Regions from separate parts of the Homo sapiens genome. Here all the other regions are linked to region 1. A link is an interaction called in ENCODE POLR2A ChIA-PET data of the cell type or tissue named here. Cell type or tissue: GM12878. All regions are shown on one strand. Each heading gives the region's core, and the rest is flanking DNA. Links, peaks and the distances in the headings are about the cores only.

What was found. Peaks named below come from ENCODE experiments on the same cell type or tissue, not always from the same donor. Only the 100,000 strongest peaks of a DNase experiment are listed, where the experiment ranks them.
Region 2: POLR2A ChIA-PET joins it to region 1 with 11 read pairs; 9 of 35 experiments call an interaction of 5 or more read pairs at or near these places.
Region 3: POLR2A ChIA-PET joins it to region 1 with 11 read pairs; 9 of 35 experiments call an interaction of 5 or more read pairs at or near these places.

What each region holds. Positions count from the first base shown.
Region 1 is chr1:192,513,259-192,519,886 of GRCh38, reverse strand. LOC105371664 (a long non-coding RNA gene) reads left to right here. Exons shown (of 5, transcript XR_002958418.2): 5 at 1,924-6,628. Among named protein-coding and RNA genes, the nearest start is that of RGS1, 59 kb to the left of the region's middle. RefSeq lists a silencer at 888-1,067 and enhancers at 2,950-3,069, 3,130-3,249. In GM12878, for the core only: no CTCF peak of the experiment used is centred there; a DNase peak (open chromatin) is centred at 2,866; H3K4me3 peaks cover 283 bases; H3K27ac peaks cover 1,368 bases.
Region 2 is chr1:192,563,679-192,570,306 of GRCh38, reverse strand. LOC105371664 (a long non-coding RNA gene) reads left to right here. Exons shown (of 5, transcript XR_002958418.2): 4 at 3,091-3,160. Among named protein-coding and RNA genes, the nearest start is that of RGS1, 8.8 kb to the left of the region's middle. In GM12878, for the core only: no CTCF peak of the experiment used is centred there; no DNase peak of the experiment used is centred there.
Region 3 is chr1:192,572,058-192,578,685 of GRCh38, reverse strand. It overlaps RGS1 (regulator of G protein signaling 1), which reads right to left and starts at 2,913. Exons shown (of 5, transcript NM_002922.4): 1 at 2,757-2,913; 2 at 2,321-2,401; 3 at 1,851-1,912; 4 at 301-464. The coding sequence starts at 2,893. All of the region lies in intron 3 of LOC105371664 (a long non-coding RNA gene), which reads left to right. RefSeq lists an enhancer at 2,989-3,068. In GM12878, for the core only: no CTCF peak of the experiment used is centred there; a DNase peak (open chromatin) is centred at 2,905; H3K4me3 peaks cover 2,113 bases; H3K27ac peaks cover 2,330 bases.

The sequences.
Region 1 (6,628 bases), core at 989-5,988:
TTTCACTTCTCTTCAAATGGTTCAGTGTTACAGAACTTTACAGCCTAATAAAGGTACTGTGGGTCATGTGGTAAAATCATGTAATTTGGGGCTGGGTGCTGTGGCTCATGCCTGTAATCCCAGCGCTTTGGGAGGCAGGCAGATTGCTTGAGCCCAGAACTTTGAGACCAGCCTGGGCAACAGAGCAAGACCCCATCTCTATAAAAAATAAAAAATAAAAAAAATGTAATTTAATGTTGAACCCAAGAAAGATGATTCTGCTGCCTTCCTGCATTTTTAGCAGATAAGAGTAAGAACCCCAAAGACAACTTAATAAATTCAGGACCAGGCCAGAGATGTCAAACCACTCCCAAATTGGACCTTAAGCTTGGATGATCCTATGGAATATAGTTGCACAAATATAAACTCTAGTGTGTGGCCTACTCTAGTTTCTGATAGGATATGCAGCAACCATTTCAGAGCTATTAAATAGATTGTATTAAACTAATTGTTAAAAGGGGAAGTTTGATTTGTCGTAATCATATTCAGGTTAAGAGGAGGGCTGGTCAACCAGATATCTGGGCTATTTATTTATGTGACCTTATAATATCTATATACTAAATCTATATAATCTATATAATAAATCTATATAATAAATTTATATACTATAATGAATATATCATATAAATATATAATATCTATATAATCAATGAAGTGCCAGGTCACTCAGTTCTCCAACTATACCTTTTTCAAACTTGGCAAAATGAATCTTGGTCTTACTCTAGCCAAAGGAAGCAATGCCCAAGGCTGAAAATACATACATAGTAAAATATATAAAATAAATACCTAATATAAACATGTAATGAAAAATGAAAAGTACATAATGAAATCAAATACATTCTCACTGACATTGACCCATCTTGGCTTAGTATTTGGGGAACATACATGGAAGCTCTATGGTGCATAAAGGCCACACCACTAACTTGAAACTAGTCAGCTGAGAGTCATTCTCAGCTTGTGAGGTGGTGGGTGGTTAAGTAAGTACACTGAAACTCTGAAAATGAATAATGCATGACATAGCACTATTTACTGAATATAAATATTATTTATATTCTCAAATCTATGACAAGTAGCCAAATGTTACAAGAAATCACAGAGGAAAATAGAAGGAAAATATGAATTTTGAAAAGTAGGAAACAACCTGAAAACCAGAAAATTCCAAAAGAGTGAAAATGCTATATACTATTCATGCTAGGGATCGTACACTTGGAAATCCATATGTTCATATATTCATATTGATAGAATTTTATAATTGATTCTGAAAAAACGACAAAGCCTTTGAAAATTCAAGCAAAAACTTCTACGCAAGGCTAAGTCAACACAATAAATCTGTTTTTAATATAAAGTGGAATATAATCTACACTAATAGAAAGTTAGTTTCTCCCAGGCTGGACGTGGTGGCTCACGCCTGTAATCTCAGAACTTTGGGGGGCCGAGGCAGGCAGATCACAAGGTCAAGAGTTCAAGACCAGCCTGGCCAATATGGTGAAACTCTGTCTCTACTAAAAATACAAAAATTAGCTGGGCGTGGTGGCACGCACCTGTAGTCCCAGCTACTAGGGAGGCTGAGGCAGAAGAATCACTTGAACCTGGGAGGCAGAGGTTGCAGTGAGCTGAGATTGCTCCACTGCACTCCAGCCTGGGTGACAGAGCGACACTCTGTCTCCAAAAATAAAATAAAATAAAATAAAATAAAATAAAATAAAATAAAATAAAATAAAATAAAGCTAGTTTCTTCTAATCCTTCTAAAGAAATATTGAACATTCTATTTAAAGAATATATATATTTGAAGAAATGTCAAGTTGTTAGCCTGATGAAGTTCTTACATCTCTCTCAACATACCTAGTTCTAACTATGACTCCTTGCCTTTTTCCTTCATGCAGCCTCCAGGTTCATCACATGACTCAGCTAAGAGAAAATATCCAGTGGCTCATCGTTACCTGTGGGAGGAGGTCTGAACTCCATGGCTTTGCATTCATGTTCTTGTTTGTCTCACTTCAACCTTCATTCCCTCCAAGTCCTCGTTGTCCTCCCAGGGTTCCTCTGCTACAGCCGGGGGAGTCTGATCCCTGCTTCCTAAATTTCTCTGAAGCTTATCTACACCTATGTTTTTGCTCCACTCTTCTTTCTCCTTTATACACCAATTATTCTCCTGTTTTATCCAAATTATTCCCTTCTGCAAGACTCACATCAAGTACGATTTCTTTCTAGATGGCTCTAACTCAGTTATTGTTATCTAATTGCACACATATCTCTGATTATTGGCATTAGTCATTTGGAAATTTATTGTATGCTGCTTTGTTTTATTATTTCTCTTTTTCACCTGCCTTGTGCTTACTTCCCCAATTGGACTACAGATTCTTTAAGGATTAGAAGGCTAATATACCTACTTTTTGTCTCTATAGCATCTAAAACAGTAATCTGCAGATATTAGGTATTCAGAATATAATTCAATCTAGAATCATTTGGGAAGTTTAATTTTTAAAGAACTCTGAATCATTTTTCTCAAAACTGTCATATAATGCTAAATTTTCATTTCAGGTTCTGAGAGATTCTTTTCTTTTAAGCCCAGCATTTATGACTTTCAAATTTTAATAAATAGAACGCCCAAAGTTAGTCAACAGAAACGTCCTAAGTTAACGTGGGTGACCTAAGTTCCTTTGCTGTATTTTGTACACGTTTTATATATTGCATCAAGAAAAGCAAATGATTGCTGAAATGAGTAATAAGGAGCTTCACTGGCTAGTCAATCTTATTCCGGAAGCAAAAACTTCCACGCAAGGCTCATTTACATGTGCACACTGCAAAAGGAAGTTTTGGGCAAAATGTCTGCAGACTCTGTTCAACATGCGTGTCCCACTTAACCACATGATCCTTATAAAACCACCTATATCCGTTCTCATACACAGTGTCTAGCCGTTGTGTTAATCACTACTGACAGCTGCACTTTTTTTTTTTTAAGCTTCTGAGCTCTTTTGTGGCAATGTGGCGGGTTGTAAGTAAAGCAAATGCCACTTTAAAGCTAATCATGCTCGGTATAACTTTTACATACCATCATAAAGAGTTATTTGCTTACATATTCAGCTCTTGCTCTACACTAGGAGTTCTTCGAAGGCAGGGACTATTTGTTATTTATTTCTTCATCATCTCCAGCACAGGGCCTGACAGGTGCTTAGTGACTGTTTATTGAATGAGTGTTTGCAGAAAAAATAAATCAAGAGATGGAGAAATAAAGAAATCTGAGAGGTGGAGAAATTAATAGTAGTCCCACAACCAATGAATTAATTGATAAATGTTTACTAATCTCCTACTTTTGAGCCCTGAACTTCAAAGAGAGTGAAGGGAAATATGATAGAACAGACTCATTCAGGATCACTTTTTACTCAATTTAAAATGCAGGCAAGTGAAAACAGAAACTGGGAGGAAAAAGAGTTCTCCTCTATTCTCCCCTAATTCCTTTATTGAGAGGAGAACTTGCATGGATGTTCTTGGATTATCCAAAGCTTGTTTCCTCCATTCTAGACATTATCATGAAAGGCACGAACTGGTGGTTTATTTTGCCTTCTTAATGTTAAAAAAAATAGAAAATTTTACACTGATACTCAGATTTACACTGATACTCTGTTCTTGAAAAATATCTAGCAACCGTAGGTCAAAATTTCTGCATAGCAATAATTTTTTGAAACTAAACAGTGGCTGCAACCTTTAAACAGGGTACATGGGTAGTATCTCCAGGTTGCCATTGTGTCCATTTTTGAGGCACATGGAACTTTACAAGCGCTATCTGTAGTAAAAACCTGGGTGCTGAAAAATTCTTGATTGAGTTTAGAATGGAAGGGATTCTGGAGGGTGGGTGAAACATGAACTAACTTAATTTAGCTATACACATTATCTAGATAGAGTGAAAAATACATTGAACTTGGGATCATTTTTTAGTATATTTGCCACTGCTTAGCTGTGTTTATATCTTTAAACACTTGGACCTTATTCTCTTCATTTTTTAAAAAAGGCCACTACAGCCGCTTTCAGCTTTACCATTTTCGATTTTATTTTTTAGTTACCTATCCAACATAAGTGGATTATAAGACAGGAGAGAAACCTATAGGGAAAAAGGAAGGAGAAGAAGAAGGAGCACGTAGAAGAAGTAAACTGATGTTAATTTAGTCCCTACTTCATAGCTACTCTTTTACATTGTCTCTTGTAACCATCACCAACCCATCATGAGATAGTTATTATCCCTGGTTTATAAATGAAAAACAAGGATTTGGAGTTTCAGAACACACTGTAGAGGCAGAATGTGTGTCCTGGCTTCTTTGGCCCTAAACAGCGGATACTTTCAACAGGACTTGTTGATTTTAGTGCCTTTCCTTTCATAGAAAATTAGATTCGTGGGCCAAGTATGGTGGCTCATACCCGTAATCCCAGCACTTTGGGAAGCTGAGGTAGGTGGATCGCTTGACCTTAGGAGTTTGAGACCAGCCTGCGCAGCATGGCAAAACCTTGTCTCTACAAAAAATGCAAAACTTAGCTGGGCATCGTGGTGCACAGGCCTGAAGTCCCAGCCACTAGGGAGACTGAGATGGGAGGATTGCTTGGGCCCAGGAGGTTGAGGCTGTAGTGAACCATGATTGCACCACTGCACTCCAGGCTGGGGGACAGAGCAAGACCCTGTCTTAAAAAAAAAAATTGGATTGGCTATACGATAGCTTCACGTCAACTCTGAATCATGGGGTTAGATTTAGAATGCTATAAAAAATTAAACAATATAATAAATATAAAGCATCTGGCATGAAACCAAGTATATAACGGATGCTTAATAAATATAAATCTTACTCCTTGTTGGTTGCCTTAGAAATCATTGCACTGGCCGGGTGCAGTGGTTCACGCCTGTAATCCCAGCACTTTGGGAGGTTGAAGCAGGTGGATCACCTGAGGTCAGGAGTTCGAGACCAGCCTGGCCAACATGGTGAAACCCCATCTCTACTAAAAATACAAAAATTAGCCAGGTGCAGTGGTGCACACCTGTAATCCCAGCTACTTGGGAGGCTGAGGTGGGAGAATCACTTGAACCTGGGAGGCAGAGGTTGCAGTGAGCTGAGATAGTGCCATGCACTCCAGCATGAGTGACAGAGTGAGACTCTGTCTCAAAAAAAAAATTGCATTTGTATATTTGATGAATTCATAACCTTAGACATTTAGTGGTTGAAAGAGTTAATAGCAATAAAATATGAACTATTTACAGTGGCAAATATATATCTATATCTAGTGGTATGTATCTGTCTATGTATGTACCTATAGATATATATATCTTTGAGTTTTAAGACTTGACCATAGCCTATTTAATTCAAATAATATAGGAGATATTTCACAATCACTGACTGGAATCTTCCTAGCATAGTATATGTATCAGCAGAAATCACTATAACAAAGAGAATCTAATGTAAATCTTGGCATACTGGTTACTAAATGTAGTTTTATAAAGGGCAATCTAATAAATGTCTTTGGTTTCCAAGGTGCTAACAACAGATTGGAATAATAAACCCTTCTGTTCTCGGAAACCAGAAATGTCTTTAGGAATCCTGGCAAAGGAAAAAAAAAATCTCTGTAATCTGATCAAGCCCAAACATTTGCAAAAGAAAATTAACTTACATAACACTGGCCCAGATCTTATTATTTAGAACCATTTTTGAGATCATGAGGCATATATTTTGCTTTACACTCATAAACATGTAGCCAAAGTGAATTAATTATGAATAATTTAAAAATGATCAAAGTTTGTTGGTTAATAATGATGAATCAACTTGAGTTGATGGTGGGTTCTGGGATGAAATGAAAGGGAAAGGACCAGGTAGAGATGAGGAGTACTTTGACTGATTTGATTACACACTCAATGGTGTGTAATCCTACTTCCATACTGAGAAGGCCTGTGCCGGCCCAAAGAGCCAAGCTTCCTGCCTACCAGTGGAAGTCAGGAAAGCAGTGGTATGCTGAAGAGCAGCCAACAGCTTACCTTATAGTACAAGCATCCTGTGTAGGGTAAATTAAAAAACAAGAGATGTCTTGTTTGTTTTTTTTTGTTTTGTTTTGTTTTTGCCTGGTTCTATTTTATTTTTGGTCCAAATCACACTAAGAAGGAGTCTTAAGATTTTGAAGGGATAAACATCAGGAAAATTGATTCTTTTCTGTAACTTTAAATTATTTAAAGTTAGACAGCATCTTTCTGACAATACTTTATTTATGTATCTGTATCAACGCTTAGGGAGAAATGAATGTGGTTTTATTTTTGTATTTCATTTAACTTGAAACTAAAATGAAGCTAGCTATTTTCTCCCTCCTGCCCTTCCTTCCTTCTTTCCTTCTTTCCTTCTTTCCTTCTTTCCTTCCTTCCTTCCTTCCTTCCTTCCTTCCTTCCTTCCTTCCTTCCTTCCTTCCCACTGAAGCCCCATCATTAATGCAAATCCACCCTCTCCTCTCCCCTACTTCTCTACATCCACACAGCTGTCTTTTCCCTGCTTTGAAAATATGTACATTAGCTGAACTAGAGAGCTAAGGTATTTCACTATTCAAAGAAGAGTATTTCTTACATAT
Region 2 (6,628 bases), core at 944-5,943, 50 kb before region 1:
CCCATCACAGGCCTAGAGGCCTAGGAGGATGGTTTTGTGGGCTTGGCCAAGGGCTCCACTGCTAGGTGCAGCCTCAGGACACTGCTGTCTGCATCCTGGCAGCTCTGGCTCCAGACTCAGCTCAAAGGGTCTTAGATACAGCTAGGGCTGCTGCCTCAGAAGATACAAGCTATAAAACTTGGCAGCTTCCATGTGTGGTTAACCTTGTAGGCACAGAGAGTGCAAGAGTGAATGAGGCTTGGCAGCCTCCACCTAGATTTCAGAGGGTGTGCAAGAAAGCCTGGGTAGCCAGGCAGAAGCCTGCTTCAGGGGCAGAGTCCTCACAGAGAACCTCTACTAGGGCAATGTGGAGAGAAAATGTGGCTTTGGAGCCCCCACACAGAGTCCCCACTGGGGCACTGACGGGTGGAGCTGTGAGGAGGGACCCACCATCCTCCAGATCCCAGAATGGTAGAGCCACTGGCAGCTTGAACCCTGTGCCTGGAAAAACCACAGGCTCTCAGTTCCAACCTGTGAGAGCAGCTACTTGGGCTGCACCCTAAACATCCACAGGGCATTGGGAGTCTACCCCTTGCTCCATTGTGCCTTCCATGTGGGACATGGAGTCAAAGGATATAATTTTGGAGCTTTAAGATTTAAAGACTGCCCTGCTGGGTTCTGGACTTTCATGGAGCATGTAGCCCCCTTTTTCGGCTGATTTTTCCCTTTTGGAGTGAGAATGTTTACCTAATGCTTGTACCCCCATTGTGTCTTAGAAGTAAGTAACTTGTTTTTTATTTTATAGGCTCATAAGGGGAAGGGACTTGCCTTGTCTCGGATGAGACTTTGGACTTTGAATTTCTGAGTTAATGCTGAAATGTCTTAAGACTTTGGGGGACTGTTGGGAAGGGACACTTGTATTTTGCAGTGTGAGAAGAAACTGAGGCTTGAGGGCAAGGGGCAGAATTGATATAGTTTGGATATGTGTCCCCTCTAAATCTCTTGTTGTATTGTAATCTCCAGTGTTGGAGGTGGGACCTGGTAGGAGGTGATTGGCTCATGGGGGAGGATCTTCATGATGGTGAGTGAGTTCTCTCAAGATCTGGTTGTTTAAAAGAGTGTGGCACCTCCCTCCCCACAACCCTCTCTCTCTTGCTCCTGCTGGCACCATGTGAGACACTTGCTCCCCTGTCACCTCCTGCCATGATTGGAAGCTTCCTGAGACCTATCCAGAAGCAGATGCCAGTGCTATGCTTCCTGTATAGCCTGCAGAACCATGAGCCAATTAAATTTCTTTTTTAAAAAAATAAATTACTTAGTACCAGGTATTTCTTTATAGCAATGCAAGAATGGCCTAATACAGAGGTATGTTTTAAATATTAGAGAGCAACTTCAATAAATGACTGTTAACTTTCCAAGTTTCTAATAACACTATTCCAGTGATTTCATTTGCTTTTGTTCTTACTAAACATCGAGGTGGCTAACAATAGAGACTTATTTGCTTTGCTTTTCCTCATTAATTATATAATTTTCTTAGAAAAATCTCTCAAGATTTCCTGACATGTTCTGTTCTTTCCAAAACCATGCCAGTTATTGCTGACAAACACATTAACTCCACTTTCTTCATGTCCTTTCTAATGCTTTGCTTTTATGTCTATTTACATATATCTATATATATAAAGTGTATACATTTATATAATATGTGTATATAATATATATACCTATATATTTTATTATTATTATTTTACTAAATATTGGTGTCAGACTTACCGGACATTTGTTTGTAGTAATAATCTTCCTACTTGAGAAAGTAGCTCTAAGTCAACAGATAGTGTCCATGCTTAGCAGTATACTACTATTATTGTGAGTACAAGTGGTCTGTGGTGTTCCACTGTTTTCTGTGTCTGTTCTGTTTTTTTTTTTTTTATTAAGCCTTGTCTGCCATCTTATTTGTATTCTATTTTAAAAAATAAATGAAAGGCTTTGATTCTGTTGAATCCCAGTGACATGTTCATCTTGCTGCTTTGAAATCTCACATTTCAAAAGACTGTGAGCCAATTCTCACAGCTATACCTTTTCCTGCTGTGTGAGTTTGATCAAATCAGCTAACTTCTTTTCAGTTTTCTTTGTGTAGAAGTCAAAGGCGATCATCAGCAACTTGCAGCTATGGTAGTGGCATGGGAAGATCTCCTTTTGAAATTCTATACCAATCAAAACTAGCCCCAGAGAAATTAAGATTTAGACAGAATTTGCCATAGCTAGGATGTTTTCCATTTTTCTTATGATGTTAGAGTTCTTTGCCTAGACTTCTTCCTAAAATTTAGTAAATTTGGCAATCCACCTGTTCCAAATGCAGGGCTACTCTTACCACTGCAACTCTGCATTCACTGGGCCAGTCTTCCAGATTGCTTCTTTCCCTATCAATATTTACTTGTCTTGGATTTCCTTTTTTATTTAGTTAGTTGATTTCTGTAAATTAATATGTTAATCAAATGTATAAATGTATGTTCAGATGTTAATGTCACAGACTATTCCTTCCAACTTCAATTTAATTTTCCTGCTTTTTCTTAGGTACTTATAGCTGGATATTGATCCCTCCCAACTGCAGATCTTATCCAGCTCCCTCCTGTTGTGGAGGAATATTGAGTTGTCTGTTGTTTTAGATAGGATTTCCATAGCTGCAAGTGTCAGCAGCCCCACATTGACTGTTAATTAGCTTAGGTAAATAGGAAGATAACTGGAATACCCTTGGGTACCTTAAGTAATAAAAGGAAATGTTGAACAACTAACCCCTCAAAGATCAGCTAAGACTGAACTAGGGGGTAGGGGACTTAGAATGCTTGTAAATTGTGAATTTGCTATAGACCAGAGTCAGCTACAAATTGGGGAAACATGACTGTCAGCAACTTGTGAAGCTTATATTTTGCACTTCTAAAGGCAGCAGAATCCTGAAGTGTAAACAATCTCTTCTTACCCATGTTTTTTCCTCCTGTGTGTTTTGTCTTGCCTATTTTTTTTATTGTGTTATGAAAACAGAAAACCAGGGCAATATATTTGGTAGGAACTCAAAGACAGAACAAACTCATAATCTTGTTTTATGTTTTGTTTCAGATGCTATGGAAGATCAGAAAATATAAATTTATGAACTGCTATAAACTGTTATTTTCTTCGTGAAGATCAGGTAACTTTTGTCTTCTCTTTGTAGTCACTGCAACGTTTTAAGTTCTATTTCATCTGAAGTTGATGTTTTATTTGTGACTTTGTGGCTTATCCCCATATTGGTTCTCTTAAGACCAGGCTCTTAGTTGCAACAGGAAGATCTTAACATACCAAAAACAGTGTATAGAAATATTAAGAGGCCTATTTTGTGTGGGAGTTTGTTCCATTTTTCTAGCCTGGGGTTTCTTTTCTCACATTTTGCTTAGGCAAGGTTGAGGCATCTCTGTTGCCCCATGTGAAAGAGTGAGCAATACAGACAAAGTGTGGCAATTAGTAATGCTTGCACTAAATGAGGGCAGGAGGTTGATATGTGCACGAAAGTGGGGAAGTGAGGCCAGAATGGGATAAGGATTGGAAATGTCATGGTGGGGCTGAGAACGTCCGGACAATCTCTGAAACTGATCTGTCCCTCTCCTGACTTCATTGTTCACTGTAGAACAACTGTTGATTGATTCTCAACAAGACTGAAACCACTGCAGAATACAGCACTTGTATCAGGAATTATGTGACCCTCTTCAATCCTGGAAATCACATTCTTTAACCTTGTAGATGGTCACATTTCATAATTTATCTTTCCTATTTTTAGATGAATCATTATACACCATTCATGGAAAATTAAAAGCTGCTGAGAAGACCTAAAAATTATCAGTCCATTAGGATTTTCCCCCTTTATACAGAATTTCCCCGATTTGGGGCAGTTTCCAAGACAGTAGAATAATACCATAGAAAATGTCACAATTTCACTTCTCTTTTATGAGAAAATTTGTGTGTTTTACACAAAAGATCACTTCGGAAGTAATCATGAAATAGATTTGAAACATTGAGGCTTTCTCTCTCTTTGTCTCTCTCTCTGCCTCTTTCTCTCTCTCTTCTTTCTGGCAGAAACCATACCCAACTTTCAAATCAAATATCAGTTGGTCTAGAGAAGGAAGGCCTGGGAAGCTGTGGATAGCTCTAAAACCATTTGATTGCACAACTGCTATGAGATGAGGGTATGACAAAGGTGTTTGTAATCTCATAGAAAGTTGAATAAAAGTACCTATGATTACATCAAATTAAAGTCTATTTTAGCCATGCCTAATCCAATATAACACTTGATATTAACCAATGGTTAACCAATAATTAACCAATGATTAAAACTATGCCCAGCACTATGTAGTAAGAAGGACATTATCCAGGCTTTTTTCTTTCTCAGAAACACTGTTCAGTCTCCTCTTTCTACTTCTTTAATATGCCTTTTCTGCCAAAACCCTTGTATTTTTGTACCTGAACTATTTTTCTTCTTTCCCCTTCCTTCCTTCCCTCCCCCCACCCTTCCTTCCTTCCTTCCTCCCTCTCCACCTCCTCTTTCTTCCTTCCTTCTGCCGCTCTCCCTCCCTCTCTTTCTTTCCTTTCCTAGACAATTTCACTGTGAAACCTTTACCTTTGTTAACAGTTTACCTTTGTGAAATTAGAAGAAAAAAATAGATCACCTCAATGAGTAGTTAAACTCTTGGGGCTTTTGAGGACTGTCTCCCATGGTCAAGTACAATCTATAGTCTTTCAGTCATGATCTACAAACAAAGCAAAATTTTTCTGAACAAATGTTTCACATTATTTTAACAGATCAGAATGAGGAATGACTTTGTTGAGACGTATTTAAGGGAAATTGAAACTAAGGTTAGTTTTTATATGCTAGGAGTTAGAGTTCAGTAGGAAAAAAACTAAGGTGTTTTCAAAACATTTTTAAAGTATATTTTTGAGCAGGGGTCATTTTTGGATATAAATTCAATACCCCAACAGGAGAGGCCTCTCCAAACCGGTTCCAGATGCTAATATCATTGTCTCTTTATTAAGTTAATAGACTATGAAAAAAAATACCTATTTTTAAACATGTGTTTTTGGAAGACCTCTCAATTTTACCCAAAGTAAAAAATCAAAATTCCTATAATGGTCTGTGGGGCCTGACATTATTTAATTCCTGACTCCTCTGGCCTAAACATCATTTACTCTTCTCTCCCCTCATTCACCTCCAGCCTCACTGGCCCCCTGGCTGCTTCTCAACCTGTCAGGCTCATTCTTGCCTTTGGGCTCTTGCACTGGCTATTCCTTTTGCCTGGAATATCCCCAGATATCTACTTGGCCAGTTCCTTCACTTCCTTCACGTTTTTGGTCAGATGCTGTCTTGTCAATGAGGCCTTCTGCAACCACTGTAATTAGAATTGCAATTGGCCCTCTCCTTATCCTGTTACCATCTATCTTCATCTGCTTTCCCCCTCATTCTACTTAATAACTTCTAACCCACTATTTAATTCAATATATTATGTTTATGTTAGTTTTCTGCCTCTTCCCCATTACAATGAAGAATCTATGAGGACAAGGATCTTTCTCTGTTTTGCTCAAATGTCTGAAATAGTACCTGGCCCATAGAAGGTACTAAAAAATCTTGTTGAATAAAGGGGTTAAGGGCTGGGGCTTACATTAATTTGTTCAATGGTTTAACAAACATTTAGTAAATGCTTATTTTCTGCTAGTCACTCTGCTAGATAAAAGAATCCAGAGGTGAGTCTTATTTTGGAGAGAGAAAAATGAATGGAAAAAAACCAAAACAACAACAACAAAAGACATGTATTATGTACAATTCTGGGCATTCTGGGAGGACATAAGGTGGTGCGTAACCCAGTATAGGCAGGGTCATAAAGGATTCATTAATTTTATTTACTCAACAAATAATACTTCCTGTGTGCTAATTATGCTTCCAGGCACTTTAAAAGAGGGCAGGTCCAACCAGCTTGTGTTCTTTGCCCTTTGCCCTTTCCCCTACATCCCTCTGTCTGAGCAGCCATCTCACCTACCATGTGGTTTCAAAAGGGCAAATGCCAGAGGCCAAGGGTAGCCGAACAGAAATATAGAAAGATTTGAGTTCCTGATGAAATCATGAAGCCATAGTTCCAGCTTGATTGGCCGATCTCCAGATTTCTTGTACGTGAGAAAAGAAAGGATCAAACTTTTACCACTATGACTTGACTTACCATCTTTGAGATGTATTGTTTGGCACCCAGCAATAAAAGGGAAGGAAATCAGCATACCTTAAATTATCTCCACTCTTCTCTGTCCAGTTTTAGTTAGTTGGAGCATCATTTCTATATGATTAGAATATGAAGGGTTGAGGCAATGAAAAGCCTGCCCAGGTTTTTTTCTAATTGCTTCCTCCAGCAACTGTGCATGTAGGCTTCTTTCCACAAAGTCAGCAAGGGGCAGCCGAGTGGAGTGACGGAGATTTCATTCAGCTTTTTAAGGCAAGGCCTCTACCCTCCTGTGCAGCAAAAGCACAAAGCAGTTATCCTACATAGAAAGCTCTCTGTGTGTTCGGAACTATTTTGTTTTATTTTATTTTTAGAGACAGGATCTGGCCCTGTCACTCAGGCTGGAGTGCACTGGCATGAACACA
Region 3 (6,628 bases), core at 790-5,789, 59 kb before region 1:
AGCACTCATTAAGGACTCCCTGACATGCAGTTCTGGTCAGTAACAATACCCTTAACCCTTCCCTCACCCTCATCATGGCAGCTGGTTTTGTAAAATCAGTCTCTTTATTCTACTGTGCTGAAACCCTCACCAATATAGAAAATTAGATTCTCATTGCACTGAACTATATTTATATGCCTAAGTATGTAGAAGTAAAATTATATACCCCAAAAGGATTTTATCTTGTTGTATATATTAAATGTTATTTCTGCATATAGGGTCTTTTATGGAGAAACTGATGATGATAAGCTTAATACTCACTTGTTTAGCAGCATCTGAATGCACAAATGCTTTATATATCTCTTCTGCTTTACAGGGCAAAAGATCAGACTCTGTTTTCTTATAGTCTTCACAAGCCAGCCAGAACTCAATATTCTCCTCACTGAATTCAGACTTTAGGAAACTTCCAAAGACATTTTGACCAGCTAAAAAGAAACGAGGGGTGGGTGGGGAGATAATTAAATTAAATGAACCAACAAATGAATAATTTGAAGAAGAAATTTGTAAGAAAAATACAATTGCTTCCTATTCATACAAAGGTAAGAGACAGCTACTGCTGAAATAGCTGTGTTATAGATTGTAGAGATGAGAAGTCATTTGAAATTTCTTCATTCATAGAAGAGGAATCTGGGGCCAGACAAACTCATTCATAGTCACATTGCTACTTGATGGTGGCTACCAAACTGTTTTGCTTCTATCCGCGGTTTGAATTGAAATTCTGCTCCACTGAATATAAAACCATCTTTTATATATGCCAAATCTTAGCCAGAGTAGAGAGTATTTTAGGAAAGCAAACACTGACAAAAGGCATTAACATCACAATAATTAGTAAATATAATTTCCCCATCTAATTTATATTAGCCAGAAAATGTTAGGCCTATATATGATCTGTAGGCCTGATGTACTAATTATGTTTGCTAGCATTCACTGAGACTTTTATATGGCACCATTTATGGTCCATATCTATACCATTTATTTGTTTAGCTGAATTATAAACAAAGTCAGCTGAGCTAGAGTGAACAATGTGATTCCCAAGTAAAGCTCCTTAGGGTGTCTGTGGGGAGAAAAGAATAATCTCACTCTTTAGAGATAGAGACCACACTGCTCATCTACACCTCTGAAAAAGGTCCTAATCTCAGTAGAATTGTAATGCCCAAGACAAGGGGATGGCAAGCTGATTTCATTCTTTACCTTCTCTCATCAGAAAATCTCCACAAGACTATATGTGCTTAAAAATCCTTCTATCATATTTATGTCATAAAAACTATCATGTTATAATAATGCAATTATTTATGTTATGTATCTCAACCACCTTCAAGGCAGTAAGAGACTGTCTTTGATTTTGAATCCTTGGTACCTCTACAATGTCCTCTACATAAGGGTGAGATGAATGATGAATGTATGAAAGATAATTTAATTAATTGAATGAATGAATCATACTTGTTACATCCAAGTGTAGAAAAATACATTCTTTAGGCAGATTTCAAAATGGCAATGTACATATTAAAATATTTGGCTTACTTTTAAAATTTTTACATATCAGAATCCCAGCACAATGTTTAATTTTATCTCCATAATGATCTATGAAAATACCTAATTGTCTTGGCAAATTTGTCTAAAAGGAGTTGGCAGAATTGAGTGCTAAGTCAGCATTATTAAGAGGCATACTATGCTGAAGTTATCAGTAACTACAGACAAACTAGAATACAACCTTTTGCATACTATCCTACCCAGAATACTATATTTAGTGAAGCCATTCAATTTTTTAGAGTATTTAGCTGAACCCAGAAACATTCAATAGTTATACTTACTTTGGTTGGCAAGAAGTTTTTCCAGAGATTGAGACCATTGCATTACTTCAGCAGCAGAAAGTCTGCAGGGGACAAAATGTACATACATTAGTCAATTTTTAAAATGTAAGCACAAATGAAATAAGAATGGCTGTTACACTTTGATAACTTCACAAACTGAAACTGTAGTTCTAATAAATATGTTAAAATTTATTCACAAAATGCAAAACTTCCCTTAGAGTTACTATAGTTATGAAAAAAAAAACCTGCCAATAAAATTTGAAAAAATCCAAATAGATAAAGTCCAATATGTGTGTGTACACATTTGTATTCAATTTACATTGGTACTGATAGTCTAATTTTATTTGGCATGTTACTTAAAAGAAATGAAGTCTACTGTGCGCAGTATTTATCCCTTGCTGGGATATAGAGATAATGCATAGGCTTCTCTTGTAAATGATAATGATAGTTTAGTGTATTAGTGTACTTACACATCCTTGGACTTGGAAGATTTCATTCCAGATTCCAGATGTGGGATCATAGATCTCAGGTATGCTTTCATATCCATTCCACTACAAAAGACATAAAAGTGAATATTCATATTTCTTCAGAATTCATTTTATTTGTAAAAAGACATAGAATAAATTTCTCTAAGGAATAAGGCAATACTAAAAATGGTTGATACAACATTTTGCTATAGAACCCATTTTTATGAGCCTGTGTAGAGAAAAACTCCTACCCAATTTAATGCCATATCAAGATTTATTTTTTAATGCAGCTGAATATTACTTATTACTCACAACAGGCAATTAACTCCTCTGATCTGGCTAAACTAAATGCTCACACTCTCTTCCATTCATTCTCAATCCTTCTGCCATTAAAGATAACTTGTTAAAATTCACAAAGTGAGACTCTGAACAAACTTACAAAGTCTTTGGCCTCCTTTTTTGCATTTTGTCGTCTAGAAGTGAATGAGTGGTTCCTTTCAATTCCTTTGGGTTAGCAGAGAAGAACATTCCTGGCATTTTGTCTAACTTTGGAGTGGAGATGGCTGCTGCGCGCATGGTGCTCTTAGCAAATATGCGCTAGTCAACGTCTCTGCTGCTTTATATAGTAGAATGCAGACAGGCACTTGCTGTTTAAAGGAGTCTGTTTATCAAGTGATGTTACCACAGACACTGGAAGTTCCCCTTTTCTTGGTGTGCTGTGACGTGTATCTTGAAAAAAAAAAAGCATACAGTGGTGTCTTGTGGTTGAAACTTAACCAAACGAGAACAGGTCACTTGATTAGAAAGAAAGAAAATTAAACATACAGAGGTACACACACATATGTCACATGTCTAAAGCATTAACAGCATCAGTCTTTGGTTCTGGAGGATGTTTGTTTATTTTAAAAAAGTTGCATGTTTCAATAAACTGTTTCATTTGGCGTATTAATTTATCATATAGAAACTCACATAGAAATTCATCACATAGAGTTGTATCTTACTCCATGCTTTGGATAGTCCTTGACTATAAAATTCATCTGATCAAAATATTTTAAGAGTTCTCTTCTTTTCTGCAGGAAGCAGGGCAAAGTAAACAAATAATTTTTGTTTAATTATTTTGCACATATCTGATAGGAGGGAAAGTTATAAGAGGCTATCTTCACATTTTCCCACTCCAATTCTCATCCCTTATTTCCATGGCAGGAAATTTCCATGTTAATATTTTCCAAGGTGTGTGCTAGACATCGACTGGCAATACATAGGATGATTTTAAGGGGTGCATGGTTTTTAATATTATTTTCATATTTATTAAGAATATAACTAGTATATCAAACTTTGATTTTTGCATATTTTGCATATTAGGAAAAAATAAAGTTTAATTAAAACCAATCATAAATAAATAAATGTTTAATTGTATACAAATATGACATAATTTGTAAACATACTGATACCAAGGTCACAGTATCAGAGGAAAAACTGCTCAAGGTAAAATAAAAGTCTATTTGGATAGACCAATAATGTGTACTTCTTAGGTAATGATCTTTCACATTTTGGCAGTATCTCTGGAGAGATAACAGTTTTAGCTTTAATTGAGATTAAAGTTTAAAACACAAACAAAACTCAAGGAACTAGATGACTAATCATTTATAAGGATAGAGAAGTTAGTAAAATATAAGCTTTCAAAAGTTTATATAACAAGTGTGGCTTATTTATAGAGTACCCAGTTTAACTTAAGCCTCCTTGGATTTTACCCCTGGAAGGACAATACTTTCCTTTAAAAGGACAAAAAAGCATTTACTTAGTGAAGCTTCTGATGGTATTAGGTAAAGCTGATAAAAGGGAGGGGAGTATTAATTTTTCTGTTCTGGTTCTATCGTCAGGATAAAGAATATTTGAAGAAAACACATTTACAATATTATAAAATTCACTTATACACAGTCATTAATTTCATTATAATGAGCTCATTATATTGTATGTAACAAGCATCATTTTATGTTGGGAAGATAACATAAGGCATTAAGAAAGATAACTGGTGAGATGAGCTGGCCACTTTGGAAGTGACCCTAATGAGACCGATGAAACTCAAAGACAGATGACATAAAGGCATTTGGTTGTATACTTCCTGTGGTTCAGTCCATACTTAATTTCCTGTTAAAATCTTCAACATTGCTCATGTTTGTTGATCTAGTATCCTCTCACTCCTCTAAATAATTGTGAGTAAGTTATGTTAGAGTAAAATGATTTAAAAATTATTTTTAACAGCCCACTAGTATTATCATCCAAATATACTGACAGTTTCCAAAGAACAAGAGCAGCAGCAAAAATTATGGGGCCAAGTAAGTTTGGGAAATGTTGGACTCCTAACTTGTTAAAGAACTAAACCCTCTTTAGATAGGGAAAATAGTTTTTTGAAATAATGTGTTTTTTTGACACTATGTTAAGAAACTCTGGTCTGAGATCAAAATAAGTTTTTGCCTGTAGTGTATTTAGGAACTGCTCTGATGCTCCCAACATTTTGCTACCCCTATCCCAATATACATTTTGAAGCGCAAGCATTTACAACTGCATGCTTCCACACTTGAATAGAAATATAAACTCTTGAAAGAGGGAGTCCTTTCAAAATTCCTGTATCACAATTGGCTGATGAGGTCACCTTAGTCATGCAATAAAGCAGCTGCTCTCTCAGAGGCTGTTTGCTCATCCACCCAAAGTCTGTGTGTTCCAGAACAAGGCAAATTTGGTCAAGTTGTATCAGCAAGTGTGACAAGTGCATGGCAGGGCATTGAAAGTTCCCTATTAATTTTAAAGAGAGTGCCACTATCTGGCCCCTCTTTGTAAACTTCACTAAGAAAAGATAAACTGTCAAATTGTAACTTTATTGAATCAATGACTTTGGTTGAAATAGTAGAGGATTTCAAAAACGTCAGTAGAAGAAACAGTGGGTCTCACGATCTGGGTTTCAGTTTTCCCTCTTTGAAACTGTGCTAAAACATCTAGGTTTGAGTTTCTAGGAAAAGGAATACTTCATGTAGTCTTAGTGTTATCTTTTTTTTTAAAGAAAAATTAATGGACTTCATTTTTAGGGAAGTTTTAGGTTTACAGTAAAATTGAGTGGAAAGTACAGAGTTCCCACAACTCCCCACCTTTCACCTTGCCTCCAGCTCCACCTCCAGCACCATACCTCGTTAGTGTGAAATATTTGTTATAATTGATGAACCTACAGTGACACAGCATTATCATCTAAAATCTATAGTTTACATTAGAGTTCACTCTTGGTGCTGTACATTCCATGAGTTTGACAAATGTATCATGATATGTATCCATCATTATAGTACCATACAGAATACTTTTCCTTCCCTAAAAATCCCAGTGTTATATTTTAAAATACCTAGGAGATTGGTTCAGTAAGACATTTCAGATTATGGCTGTTGATATTGATAGGAAAAATAAGGAAAATTTTAATCTTTGCTGAACTGATTTGAATGGAAACATTTGGTTTCAATTACTCCAATTACTGGAATACTAATAGGGAGTGCTTTCCTTAAACCTGATGTTGTTTGAACTTTTAAAATGTTGCTAAAATCTTATTGTGGATATTAGAATTGTGAGACAAGGGGTAATGATGAGTATAATATTCTATTTTAAAATAAAAATGTATCCATACTGGAAAAGTCAGTGACGTGGAAAGATAGCTTGATCCATTGAAACAAAATGTTTCGATTCAACAAAGTTTAATTGCATCCCTACAGTGTATCACACATAAAGCACTGCAGATACAAAGATGAATGAATCTCTGTCTTAAGGGGTTCACTGTGTAGTGGGGCTGACAGATGTTTGTGAGAGGTGCCATCAGAGAGGAATGTACAGAGAAAAGAACACAGAGGAGTAATTACCTCTGGAAGTATGAGAAAGGAAGCAAAGTACTGCTGTCTTTACTGTAAAATCAACATGTATCTATTCTTTGCTTGTTTCTGCATTTGTGTTTAGCATCCCTTGGAAAGTTCAAATGGCTGCAATGGAGAAACTGGTCTCTAGTAAGAGACCAGTTTTATGTTGAAGGATCATGGAAAAATGGATCCCATATGTACTCACAAAGCTTTGCAAACTTTCAAAAGTACTCTGAATGACTTAGTTGAATTAGCATAACCACTCAGAGCTTCCTTGGTCTTCAAGGTTTATAGATAAGGCTACTAAAAGTGTTTCAGCTAAATTTCATAGAGTTTATTTGAAAATTTGAAAAAGCTGCAACAAAAGTGAGTTTAGAAGGATTTTTCTCTGTATGTGTATAGAGGGTTGGTGAAAACTTTATAT